Regions from separate parts of the Homo sapiens genome. Here all the other regions are linked to region 2. The links are chromatin contacts, found by Hi-C or POLR2A ChIA-PET in ENCODE. All regions are on one chromosome and are shown on one strand. Each heading gives the region's core, a stretch centred on a gene start or an enhancer-like site at or near the end of the contact. The rest is flanking DNA. Distances are from core to core; before and after follow the strand shown.

Region 1 (3,626 bases), core at 148-2,647, 120 kb before region 2:
TGTCCCCTTCATAAATGTCCAAGGACAAAGGAGCTGCTGAATACAGGAACTGAGCATTGGGCATCCTGGGTTCTGTAAGTGGAAAGCCAGGTGTGCATCTCTTGACCCCCCTGCCCTCAGGAAGCACTCGCAAGGCCCCTACTGTGTGCAGGGTAGGTGTCAGGCCCTGCCTCCTCTGGGGCTCTGGACCTTGAGATTGCAGGGGAGATAAGTGCAATGGGATGAGTCAGGCAGGCACGAGAGGCACAGGCCCTGGGAATTCCAAGAAACGAGAGGGCCTTTCCTGTTGTGCCTGGAGACAGGGTCCCTGAGAAGACTCCAGCAGGAAGTGGACTCTCAGCCAGGGCAGGAACAGAGGGTGCCTGCCGGTTCCCTGAGCTGCTCAGCACAGCTGTGGTTCATCCCTGCTTTCCCCTCCCCGGCAAGGCTTCTGGGCCAGCAGAGGGGCAGGAGCAGAATGCCAGTCCCCAGAGAAGTCCCCTGGCTTACTTCTTTTGCAGACAGTAGCCCCCGGTGGAAGCCAAGACATCCTGTCATGGCCAGGACAGGAGACTGTTCAAGGGGCGCTTTGTGTGTGTGTCCTCAGGGACATCTTTCTGGAAAGGGGTCTGAAGCCACCTTCTTAGTCTCAAAGGAGCCTGTAAGCCAAGCAGGTGAAGTACCTTCTTGTTTTGGCCTTGTTTGCAAACAAGGAAACAGGCCCAGGAAGGATGCCCTTGGCCATGGCTGCATAGCTGAACAGCTTCTGGAAGGGACTAGAACTCCTGCCCCAGGCCCTGGGGTGACAGGGCAGGGGTTGAGGGGGGCATTTCCTGGGTGAGGTGGGGATGAAGCAGTTCCAGGCTGGTCAGAAGTCAGGCATGAGCTGTGTCCTTCACAGAGGGAGGCAGGCCCAGAGAGGGCTCTGACTCGCCCAAGGCCACACAGCCTTGCGTGGGCCTTTCACATCCCACACAACAGAGGGGCATCCTCAGCCTGGTTGGCAGAGGGCAGGCAGGATAGATGGCAGAGTCTTCTCCGAGGAGAGGGGTTTTGCTCATGGAACCTCCTCCTCCACACTCACAGCCCTGGGCGAGACCTGTGGAGCAGCCGCCAACAGAGTGAGGGAGGGGGCTCGGGGCAGCTGGGGGTGACTTGAGGAAGTCCAGCTGGACTGCGAGGGGCCCCTGGGGACTGCCAGGGAGCCTCAGGACTCCCAGAGGTGCTCCAGGCACAGAGGGAGGAATGGGCCTTCCATCTCCCTCCCCCCTTCACTGCAGAGGCTGGGTCGGGCCAGGCGCCCGGGGAGGAGGCGGTGTCCCTGGCTCCCAGCCCGCCGGTGCAGCGGGGCAGGGCTGGACCAGAAGGGGTGGGGCACCGTGCCTGGTATAAGAGGCAGCCAGGGCACCGAGGCAATGAGCTATCTGCTCAGCTTAATAGCAGGACGCTGGCAACAGGCACTCCCTGCTCCAGTCCAGCCTGCGCGCTCCACCGCCGCTATGGTCTCCGTGCCTACCACCTGGTGCTCCGTTGCGCTAGCCCTGCTCGTGGCCCTGCATGAAGGTGAGCTGCCCTGGCCTCACCTGCTGCCTACAGCTCCTGGGTCTGCCTATCTCTGTCTCCCTCTAGGGCTGCAGTGCCTCCCAAGCCAGCTGGGGGCAGACAGGGGCGGGAGCCTGGCGGCAGTGGTGGCAGGGGAAAGGTTCTGCAAATACAGAGGTGCCCAGGCTCCCCACGGGCTGCTGGGACTTCCCTGGGCTGGCCTGGAGCTCTTGAGCAGCAAGAGTGCCAACTCCCTCGATTATGCAAGAGGAGGGGCATGGTGGGTCCCCCACTCTGGGATGTGCCAGGCACCCCAACCCACCTCTCCACCTCTCTCTCCCTCCTGTGCATGCAGGGAAGGGCCAGGCTGCTGCCACCCTGGAGCAGCCAGCGTCCTCATCTCATGCCCAAGGCACCCACCTTCGGCTTCGCCGTTGCTCCTGCAGCTCCTGGCTCGACAAGGAGTGCGTCTACTTCTGCCACTTGGACATCATCTGGGTGAACACTCCTGAGTGAGCATCCATGGGGATTGGGGGCAGGGGGAGCTCTGGGGCAGGGTGTCAGGGTGGAAGCTACTGGCATGCTAGGGAACGTTGACACATTCCATCTCTCCCTGGGCCTCCAGATGGAGGCACTGGCTAATATCAATAGTTAATTGTTTCAATTCCTGAGTGGGGACCACCTGAGCCATAGAGAGGGCTGTCTTCTGAGAATTCTTAAGACAGCCTGGTAAGCAAGTGTTGGCCCCGTTTTCCAGATTCAAGTGCTGAGGCTCAGAGAGCTTAAGCGCCTCCCCCAAGATCACACAGGTAATTGTAAGGGTAGGCACCATCCTCGGTTGGGGAATGCCGGAGCTCACAGTCTCTGTCATGCTGCCTCTGCATGCTCTTCCAATAATAATACGATTAGTGACAGCACCCGTGCTTTGACTATGCCAGGCTCTTTGCCAAGCACTGCACGTGCATGATCATCTCAGGAGCCCCCCCATCCTCCCCATAAGGCAGGATAGTCCCTCAAACGACAGATGAGAACCTGCCCTGTGCTACTGGCTACACCCGGGTGGGAGCCCCGTGCTGTCTGTTCCGCCTGCACCCGCACTGCCTCCAGGCCACTGCATACCTTCAGTTGAAGTTTCTGTGTGTGTTTGTGATTTTTTCCCCTCCCCAAATTGCAAAAGGCAAGAGAAGCCCTGCACGTAAGCGTGTGTGAAGCTAATCCGCATCCAAACACTTGCTTAGGGCGGGAACCCTGCCAGTCCCTGCGTGCTGAGTCTACCTGGAGTCACTGCGACTCCAACCACACCATCTAAAATTAGCTCTGTCACTCGAAAGTGCTGGTCTAGCCAGCCACAGGGCCCCTGCCATTCCCCTGGCCCGCTTGATCAGACTCTGAATCTGAAATTAATCCCATCTGAACACACACACACACACACACCCCACTTTCAAGTCAAGCCTCTAAGGCACATGTGTTACCCCTCCAGGCAAGTGGGGACCAGATGGGGGCAGCTTAGCTATGAGCCTGTGTTTACTTCTGTGAGATGGAGTGGCCGCCCTTCCTCCAGAGCTAGCTGAGAGCCTTCTTTGAGAACAGGGGGACCAGCCTGTCTGAGAGGGGAGAGAGACTAGGAGGTTCCCAATTCCCAACTTCAGGTAGGATCACAGATTTCCTTGCCCCCATGCTGGGAGCTCTCAGTGAGCCAAGCCAGGCCCAGAGAAGGGGAGGGTCTTGCCAAGGGCTACCAGGACCCTTGTGGAGTAGCCTGTGACTTCAGTGGTGTGACTTCTTGAGGTCAAGGGCTGGTCACCTTTCATTGGCACCCTGCTGGCATGGGTGGCTGTCCCAGTGGGCAGTGTGGACAGTCCCTGCTTGCCAATGGTTGTGGTTTATTTAATCCTCTCTCTCTTTATTTTTTTCTCTCTCTCTCTTTCTCTCCACCCCACACCACTACCTTGCTGGCTGCCCGCCCACAGACAGACAGCTCCTTACGGCCTGGGAAACCCGCCAAGACGCCGGCGCCGCTCCCTGCCAAGGCGCTGTCAGTGCTCCAGTGCCAGGGACCCCGCCTGTGCCACCTTCTGCCTTCGAAGGCCCTGGTAGGTGGGCAC
Region 2 (3,878 bases), core at 893-3,392:
TCCTGCCCCACAGTGGCCGGTGAGGGACAGAAGCTGCCAGCACTAACCCTGAGAGCCATGGGCTCCCAGGTCAGGATACCCTGGCTCTACAATGCTGCCCCTGGGTATCTAGAGCTGTTCATGCCCACAAGTCTCCCCTCCTCCACTGGCACACCTCCTTCCTCTGACCCAGCTCACAGGCACCACAGGGCACAGCCCCCTCCCTTGACATAGGCATGCCTCCCTCACAGAGGCCACTCCTCCCATAGGGAGGCTGACAGTTCGCCTCCTAGGCACAGGAGGGGTCTCCAGCCTCCTCTCCCCCAAAGGCATAGACTATCCCCACTCTCCAACAAGATGGCCAGGGGAGGAGCTGGGTCGAGAGGCCACAATCCAAGCAAGCCCCTGTCCCCTCCTAAGGTGGCTCCCCCCTTTCCACTGGCTGGCACTGAGGCCTCCCTGGGGTACCCTGCCCCTCCCCCAGCCCCTAAATGGATCTGGGCTCCGACAGCTAGGGAAGTGGAAAAAAGCATCCTGGGTGGGTATGGACAGATCCCCAGCTCTCAACACCCTGTCCTCACACCAGCAGGGGCCATCACCAGTGACCCCCATCCTGATCTAGGTAAGGGGGGCAGCAGCCACCCCATGGAGAACTCAGATCTCAGGTCACCTGCCGAGTTCCCCACTCCAGGCTGGTTGGTGCCCTAGGGTGAACTCTGGCACCACAAGAAGAACTGTGGGCCCATGGTCACACTCCTCACCCTGGGGACAGCTCCAGGAAGCGCAATGATAGAGATTTGGGAGGGAAAGCCGGCATTGGCCCCAAGTCATTATTCCAGCGCTCTAAGAAGGGTGCCCTGGTGGAAAGGGTAAAACAAGAGTCACACAAAGCAGACTTGGGGGAGGAGGGGGAGGCTCCCCAATGTCCGCGGCCTGGGAATGGGTTCCTCTGCTATGCCCCCAAGGACAGGGTGGGGACGTGCCTCGGGGACGCCTCAAAGCGGCAGTCCCTTGTCACCCTACCAGACCTCCCACCCCGCATCCCTCCCCGCAAGGGAGCACGCACACAGCTGCTCCCAGTACGCCCCCGCCCGTCCGCTGGCCGGCCCCACGCCCTGGGCGCACACTCTGTGACCCCGGGGGGTGCCAAAAAGCCCTCCTTCTGACGGCCCTCCTGGAGCCCAACACACCTAGCAGCCCCTGGAAGCCCCAGTCGGCGTCCCCAGCCCCCTCCCCAGCCGGACGCCCCCACCTTCCAGCCGGCCGAGCTGTTGCTGTCGCCTTTATCCTTGAAGTAGGGCACGTAACGGACCATCCAGTCGTAGATCTGCGAGAGCGTGAGCCGCTTGTCCGGGGCGCTCTCGATGGCTTTGGTGATGAGGTCGGCGTAGGACAGGTTCCCCCACGCGTTCCGCCGAGAGCTCTTCGCTTTCCGCAGCGGTCCGACCTCCGCGCCCAGGGGCGGCGCTGGGGCCATCGCCGGGGCCGTAGCCCGGCGCTCCGGCCCGCAGTCCTCGGCGCCCTCGGCCACCCCTGCGCCCAGCGCTCCGTCCTCGTCGCCGGCCAAGTCAGGCTGCGGCAGGGGCCAGGTACACGAGCGCGGCCGGCTCTGCGGCGCGAAGTCCGGGTCCACGTCCACCTGATGCGCTCGCAGCTTCGCAGCCATGGTCCCGCCCGGCTCGGGCGAGGAGGGGAGGGAGGCTTCGCGGAGGGTGGGCGGGCGGCTCCGGGATCTGCACGCCCCGGGGAGGCCCGCGGGAGGGGTCCCTGGCGGCGCTGTCTCAGCCGCGGGGCGCCATGGGCCGAGGCGCGGAGGCAGGGGGCTGGACGCGCTGGGGAGCACGAAGGGAGGGAAAGACCTGGGCAGTGAGGGGGCGGCGGCCCGGGAGCCCAGCGGGCACACACCTCGCCCAGCCCCGCTTCTAGCACCTGCCGCCTGCCTGCGCCTGCAGCCACCACCGCCACCGCCGCTGCCGCCGCTCCCCGGGCGCCGGCCCTGCGCACGGGCCCTGCTCTCCCGGGACGAGGCCGGATTGCACCATGCCGGAGCCCGAGCCGGTGCCGGAGCCCGCGCCGCCGCCGCCCGGTGAATGCTGCCGCCGCCGCCGCTCCGGCTCCAGCGCCAGCTCCCGCGCCTGCCGCGCTCAGCGCCGGCTGCACCTCGGGATGGGCGGGGGACGGGGAGGGGGCGGGCCCGACGCGGGAGGGGGCGGGGCGTTTCGCCTGCGGCCGCGGAATCCTCAGCCAGCCCAGGTGCCCCGCCCGCGGGCTGGGAGACCGGGCGCTGAGCTCCCAGCTCGGGGCGACCCCGCCGCAGCCCCTGCAAGCAACAGCGCCGCCTACGGAGCAGGGGCGGAGCGGCTGGCGCGACCCCGCCCCCTGCTCGGCGCGGAGGCGGGGGGGCTAGGGGGCGGAGCCCTAACACTCCCATTGGTCCGCGGCTGGACTGTCCTGCCCATGGGCTCGACAGGATCCCTCCCAGAAGCGCGTCACCGGTTATTGTTACAACCCGGGGTTTCCCGGGGCAACGGGATGGGGCGGGGCTCAGGGCACTGGCCCCGCCTTCTACTCCGGAGAGGACTGCCCCGCCCTCTGTTTGTAGACTCCTGACGTTCCCAAGTCTCCGTTCCAGGACTCTGACAGGGAGGATGATCGAACTCTGCTCTTCTTTGTGCCCTGGACTGAGCTGGGGAAAAAGAATGGGTCAAGAATACCTGGGTTCTAGGCTAGGCTTTGCCACAATTCTCGCTCCTCCATCCGCAAACATGTTCTTCATGGTGCCTGTGGTCATAGTTTTAGAGCTCCAGTTCTCAAAGTTTGACGCAGAGCAGAATCATCCCCTAGAGCTTGTTAACATTGCTGGACCCCAACTCCAGAGTTTCTGATTCGGCAGGTCTGGGTTGGGGCCCCAGACTTTGCATTTCTAACCAGCTCCCAGGTGATGCACGAGAGACCACACCTTGCAAACCATTGTTTTAGAGTCTGTGGGAGGTTCTTACTGCGGTTGTTGGAACAAGCACTTGTCTAAAGTTCACAGTGTTTGGGGAGATGCTTCTCAATCAGTTCCTGGATATTTATTGAGCACCTCTGACGCACCAGGCACTGTCCAGGGCTCTACAGTGAGAGCAGCAACTGAAACAAATGAGGTCCCCTACTGCATAGACTAGTCAGGAGTCAGATGCTAATCAGATCATCACATGAGCTCAGAAGGGCGAGGCTAGCCGAGAGGTTGGGCAGTCCGTGGCCTCATCCTACAGGCTGCTGAGCTAGGTTTCCCAGTCACCACTGCACCTGCTGGCCTTCGCTCAGGGTATTTATCCCCTCTGCCTAGAACACCATTTCCCCGCCGCAAGGCCCTCATCAGAGATTCTCCCACTCTTCAAAGCTCCGTGCAAATGTCAACTTAGCCCTGACACCTTCTCTAGCCCCAACTCCCAACACTTTCTGTTCTCTGCTTGCCCAGACCACTTGTTGAGCTGCCAGCAACACCTTGTGCCCCTTTAGCACAATATTCCTATTTTGCCAATCAGGAAACTGAGGCCCAGAATGAGCAGGTGATTCCCCTGGTGGCATGGCCAGGACTGGAATCTCAAGCTCCTGATTTCTTTACCAGCCAGTACCTTGCTCCTGAGGACGCTGGAGATGCGAAGGTCTCTGGGCAGTGGGAGGGCTGAGCCCAGGCCATGGGAGATGGCCTCCTTTCTCAAAAATTTCTTCCTTCCAGTTTAGGACCTGAGGAGCAGGGCCAAGGGTGAGGGTGGGGGTGGGGCTGGAGGAGCCCCTCCTCATTCCCCAGGGTGGGAGCAGGACTTGCTTGCAGATGCCTGGCGTGGCATTTGCCTGAGTCATATCCCAAGGCAAGGGTGGGCATGGGAAGTGCTGGCTGACGACCCCTCCGA
Region 3 (3,463 bases), core at 695-3,194, 93 kb before region 2:
CTTAATCTCCAAGGCCCTATGCAAATGCCACCTCCTGCATGAAGCCTGTGTAGATTCCTCTGCTGTCACATCACGTATTCCTCAATCATAGCCCCTTTCACTCTGACTGCAGTTGTTCATTTATACGTGTGTACCACCCATCACCACCACTCCGGAAGAAAAGGTCTTTAGCGCTGAATCTCCAGGGCTTCTCTAGAGGTCAGAGTGGGGTGTAATATCAGAGCTCAGGAAAGTTTGTTGGATGAATAGAGGAGTAAGTGAAGAAATGAATGAATGAATGGACAAATATAAAAGTGAATGAATGGATGAGCTCCCCTATTAGTGAATGAGTCTGTGACGGAGCACGCAGATGCATGAATGAGCAAGAGAAGTTGCTGAGTGAATGAGTCAGTGACAGAGGGGAGGAGGAGAGAGGGCAAGATGAGGGAACCTGGGAAGGAGGGCCCTCAGCCTTCTCCAGCAGCACTGGCATTGGCCTGGCCCCGCCACTCCACAGCCCTGGGCCTGTGCTCCATGCCAGCCAGCCCCACAATGCCTCCTCCCAGAGACAGCTCTCACCGGTACTGCTCAACACATGCTCCCTGATGCTGGCCAGACCCTGTGCCTGGCAATGAATCAGACAGGGCCCTGCCCTGGGGCTCCTGGGACGGGGGGCAGACAGACAGCCTCATAAATAAACTGGATGCCATGCTGGGCAGACATGTGTTCCAGCAGAGTGGTGAGCTCAGGGTTGGCTCCGGTGCCCAGGGCAGGCAGAGCTGTTCTGATGTAGGAATCTGGGAGAACCTCAGGAAGAGGCAACTTCACAGCTAGGCCTGGAGGGAGGGGAGGGGTGGAGAGAGAGCTCTAGGGGTAGAAGGGACAGCATCAGCAAAGGCACAGTGGATGGAGGGTACAAAGAGAGCTCGGCAACTGCAGGGGACGGTGTGGTGGGAAAGGATGTTTAGGGAGATGGGGACAAGCAGTGAATGCTGGGCACAGGGGCCCTTTTGGCAGAGTCTGAGATGGGGACTGCAGCAGGATGTAGAGCAGAGTGGGGCACAAAGACAATGGGCTGGTGGCCATGTGTATTCCAGGGGGAAGATGGGAGGCTCCAAAGAAGTGTTATGGGGAACATTTCAAGGAGTTTCCAGGATGCTCAGGGTTGGGTCCTGTTACAGCTCTTGCATAATTAAAGACGTCGCCATCATCCTCCATGTCCAATGCTCATTGTGAGCAGCCTGAGGCATTTGGGGCCCCTAGACTAGGGAGATTATTTTGCAGTGAAGGAATACTTACCAGTTATTTTGCAATGATTCCGACCATGGAGAAGAATCTGGGGTTCCTAAAGCAAATCAGGGAATTTCAGAGTGTAACAGAAACCTTGAAACTGGGTCAGCTGATGCCAGGGATGCTACTAAACATCCTAGAATGCACAGGACAGCCCCAACAGAATCATCCAGTCCCAATGTCAATAGTGCCAAGGTTGAGCAATCCTGATTTGATAGATGAGCAGACCAAGGACCCTGGATCAAACGGGGTCCCCAATAATTATAATAGCTCTTCCATGTGCCAAGACCTATGCTGACAGCTGTACACCCGTGAGCTCCTGTAATCTACCCCTGCTTGATGGATGAGGAAACTGAGGATTAGAGCAGTCTGGGACTTGCCCAAGGTCACACAGCTAGAGGTGGTGGAGGCGTGGTTCCAACCCTGTTGGTCAGGCTCTTGGGCATGACATCCCACCGCCTCCCCTAGCACCTCTCAGCCGGAGAAGAGCAGGGATGTGGACCCAGGGCTCCATCCTCCAGGACAAATGCCCTCTCCACTGCTCTGTGCCCCTGGCCCACATGGGAATCTTGGGCTCCTTCACTGCAGAAGCAGAGCTTGGCAGCTGGGGACCTCGGTTTGTCAGGGACGCAGTGGGCGGGCAGGAAGCAGATCCCAGGGACATAGGGCCTTTGTCTGCCTGCAGTTGGGCAGGCAGGCCTGGGCTGTGCGGCCAAGCCCAGGGGCCAGCCGGGTGCAAACTCATTAGACAGCTGCTGAGGCTGCCAAGGAGATGGGAGCAATTACAGGGCTCAGCCCCAGCCAGGAAGTGGAAGCTACACTGTGGGAGTTGCTGAGCTCTCCCGCCCCCCACTTTGAGCCCAGTTTCCTGGGAGGCAGCTGCAAAGTTTTTCCTCAGGATGGTAACAGCAGCTCCATCCTCACTGAGCGAGCCTGTTATGTGCTGGGCCGGACACCTTATGCATCTCGCCCTTCGCCTCTAAACGCCCTTGGGAGGTTGGAAGTACTAACTCCAATGCATTCACATATTCATCCATTCACTCATTCAACAAATATCATTGAGTGCCTATTACCTGCCAGTCCTGTGCTAGATCCAGGGGATACATCGGGGAACAAAACAAATATCCCTGCTCTCCTGGAATGCATATTCTGGAAGGAAGAGACAGACAATAAAAAGAACAAATGAGAGAACTGTGGCCTGTGATCAGAGGTATGGAAGAAATGAAGGGTGGGAGGTGGGCCAAGGAAGGCCACTTTGAGGAGGTGACTTCATAGAGGAGGAACTGAACTCAGAGGAGGGAGGTGACTCAATCAAGGTCACACAGCTGTAAGTGAAGGATCCAGGCTTTGGTCCCAGGCCTGCCTGACTCCAGGCCTGACCCCGCTCTCTGTCTCCTGGAAGTCCCCCTCTCAGCTGGGGCCATTGCCACATGACACTTGGGTGTAACACTGGCACAGCGTCTCCAACTCCTACTCACACTAGCCTCAAGAGGTGGGTGAGCTTATCACCTCCATTTTAGAGGTGGGAGAACCGAGGCCCAGAGAGGAGCCAAAGCAAGCCTGAGGTCCCAGCGAAGGAATGAGAGAGAGTGGACTTGAAGTCTTTTGATCCCCAAACACGTGTTCCTTCTGCCATACCTTGACACTTCCTGGCTGGGCACTGCACCCACCCTAAATACTTAGTAGGCACACAAGAAATGCATTCGTGGATAGACCATGCGTCCTTGGGCAAGGCGTCCACTTCTCCATTAGAAAACGTGAAACTGATCCAGACCAGCTCTGAAATTCCCCAAGTTCATTCTATTCAATCAACGGACAGAGATGAAGGCAGGGCCCCATCATAGTCCAGTGGGTAAGAAGGTCATGCAGTTTAAAGTGGGTTGGTCAGGGAGAACATTCTAGCAGAAACAACAGATGCAAAAGCATGGAGGTGAGAGGTGAGAAAGAAAACAGTGGGGCTCACCCAGGCATTGTTTAGGACATGGAGAGCAATTTGGAACTTTCCCTCTGCTACCTGGATGAGGTCTTGGGCCACCATAGTCCCTGCACCATATCAATTCCAGCCCTGGCTTGAGTCTGACAGGGTTTGCAAAGAAGATGCTGAAACTAGCCCCAGATAGATCTGGGTTACCAGCTGCACACAGACTGTGACCTTGGTAGGAGACTACTCCCCTCACTCGACCTCGGCTTCCGT

Evidence for each region. A loop is a pair of places that touch in the nucleus more often than their neighbours do. ChIA-PET counts read pairs that join two places held with the same protein, here RNA polymerase II (POLR2A). Pooled maps may share reads with other maps.
Region 1: a loop to region 2 is called in a map of chondrocyte, with 2.6 times the contacts of the local background. The contact joins the promoter of EDN2 here to the promoter of FOXO6 in region 2. A Hi-C loop is called at or near these places in 3 of 168 maps with a recorded cell type or tissue (ascending aorta, chondrocyte and mammary epithelial cell) and 11 of 50 pooled maps. POLR2A ChIA-PET finds 5 or more read pairs at or near these places in 1 of 52 experiments (T-cell).
Region 3: a pooled map shows a loop between it and region 2 (2.6-fold over the local background). The contact joins the enhancer-like site here to the promoter of FOXO6 in region 2. A Hi-C loop is called at or near these places in 1 of 50 pooled maps.

What each region holds. Positions count from the first base shown.
Region 1 is chr1:41,482,454-41,486,079 of GRCh38, reverse strand. It overlaps EDN2 (endothelin 2), which reads left to right and starts at 1,397. Exons shown (of 5, transcript NM_001956.5): 1 at 1,397-1,542; 2 at 1,877-2,033; 3 at 3,492-3,614. The coding sequence starts at 1,479. RefSeq lists enhancers at 1-290, 3,139-3,626.
Region 2 is chr1:41,359,698-41,363,575 of GRCh38, reverse strand. FOXO6 (forkhead box O6) reads right to left here and starts at 2,142. Exons shown (of 3, transcript NM_001291281.3): 1 at 1,232-2,142. The coding sequence starts at 1,645. RefSeq lists silencers at 1,427-1,646, 1,847-2,506 and enhancers at 2,305-2,599, 2,667-2,736.
Region 3 is chr1:41,453,132-41,456,594 of GRCh38, reverse strand. It overlaps LOC105378678 (a long non-coding RNA gene), which reads right to left. Exons shown (of 6, transcript XR_007066029.1): 3 at 2,343-2,418; 4 at 1,279-1,324. Among named protein-coding and RNA genes, the nearest start is that of EDN2, 30 kb to the left of the region's middle. Within about 2 kb of position 1,944, at least 10 of the 41 ENCODE cell types and tissues checked have a DNase peak (open chromatin) inside an H3K27ac peak, as active enhancers do.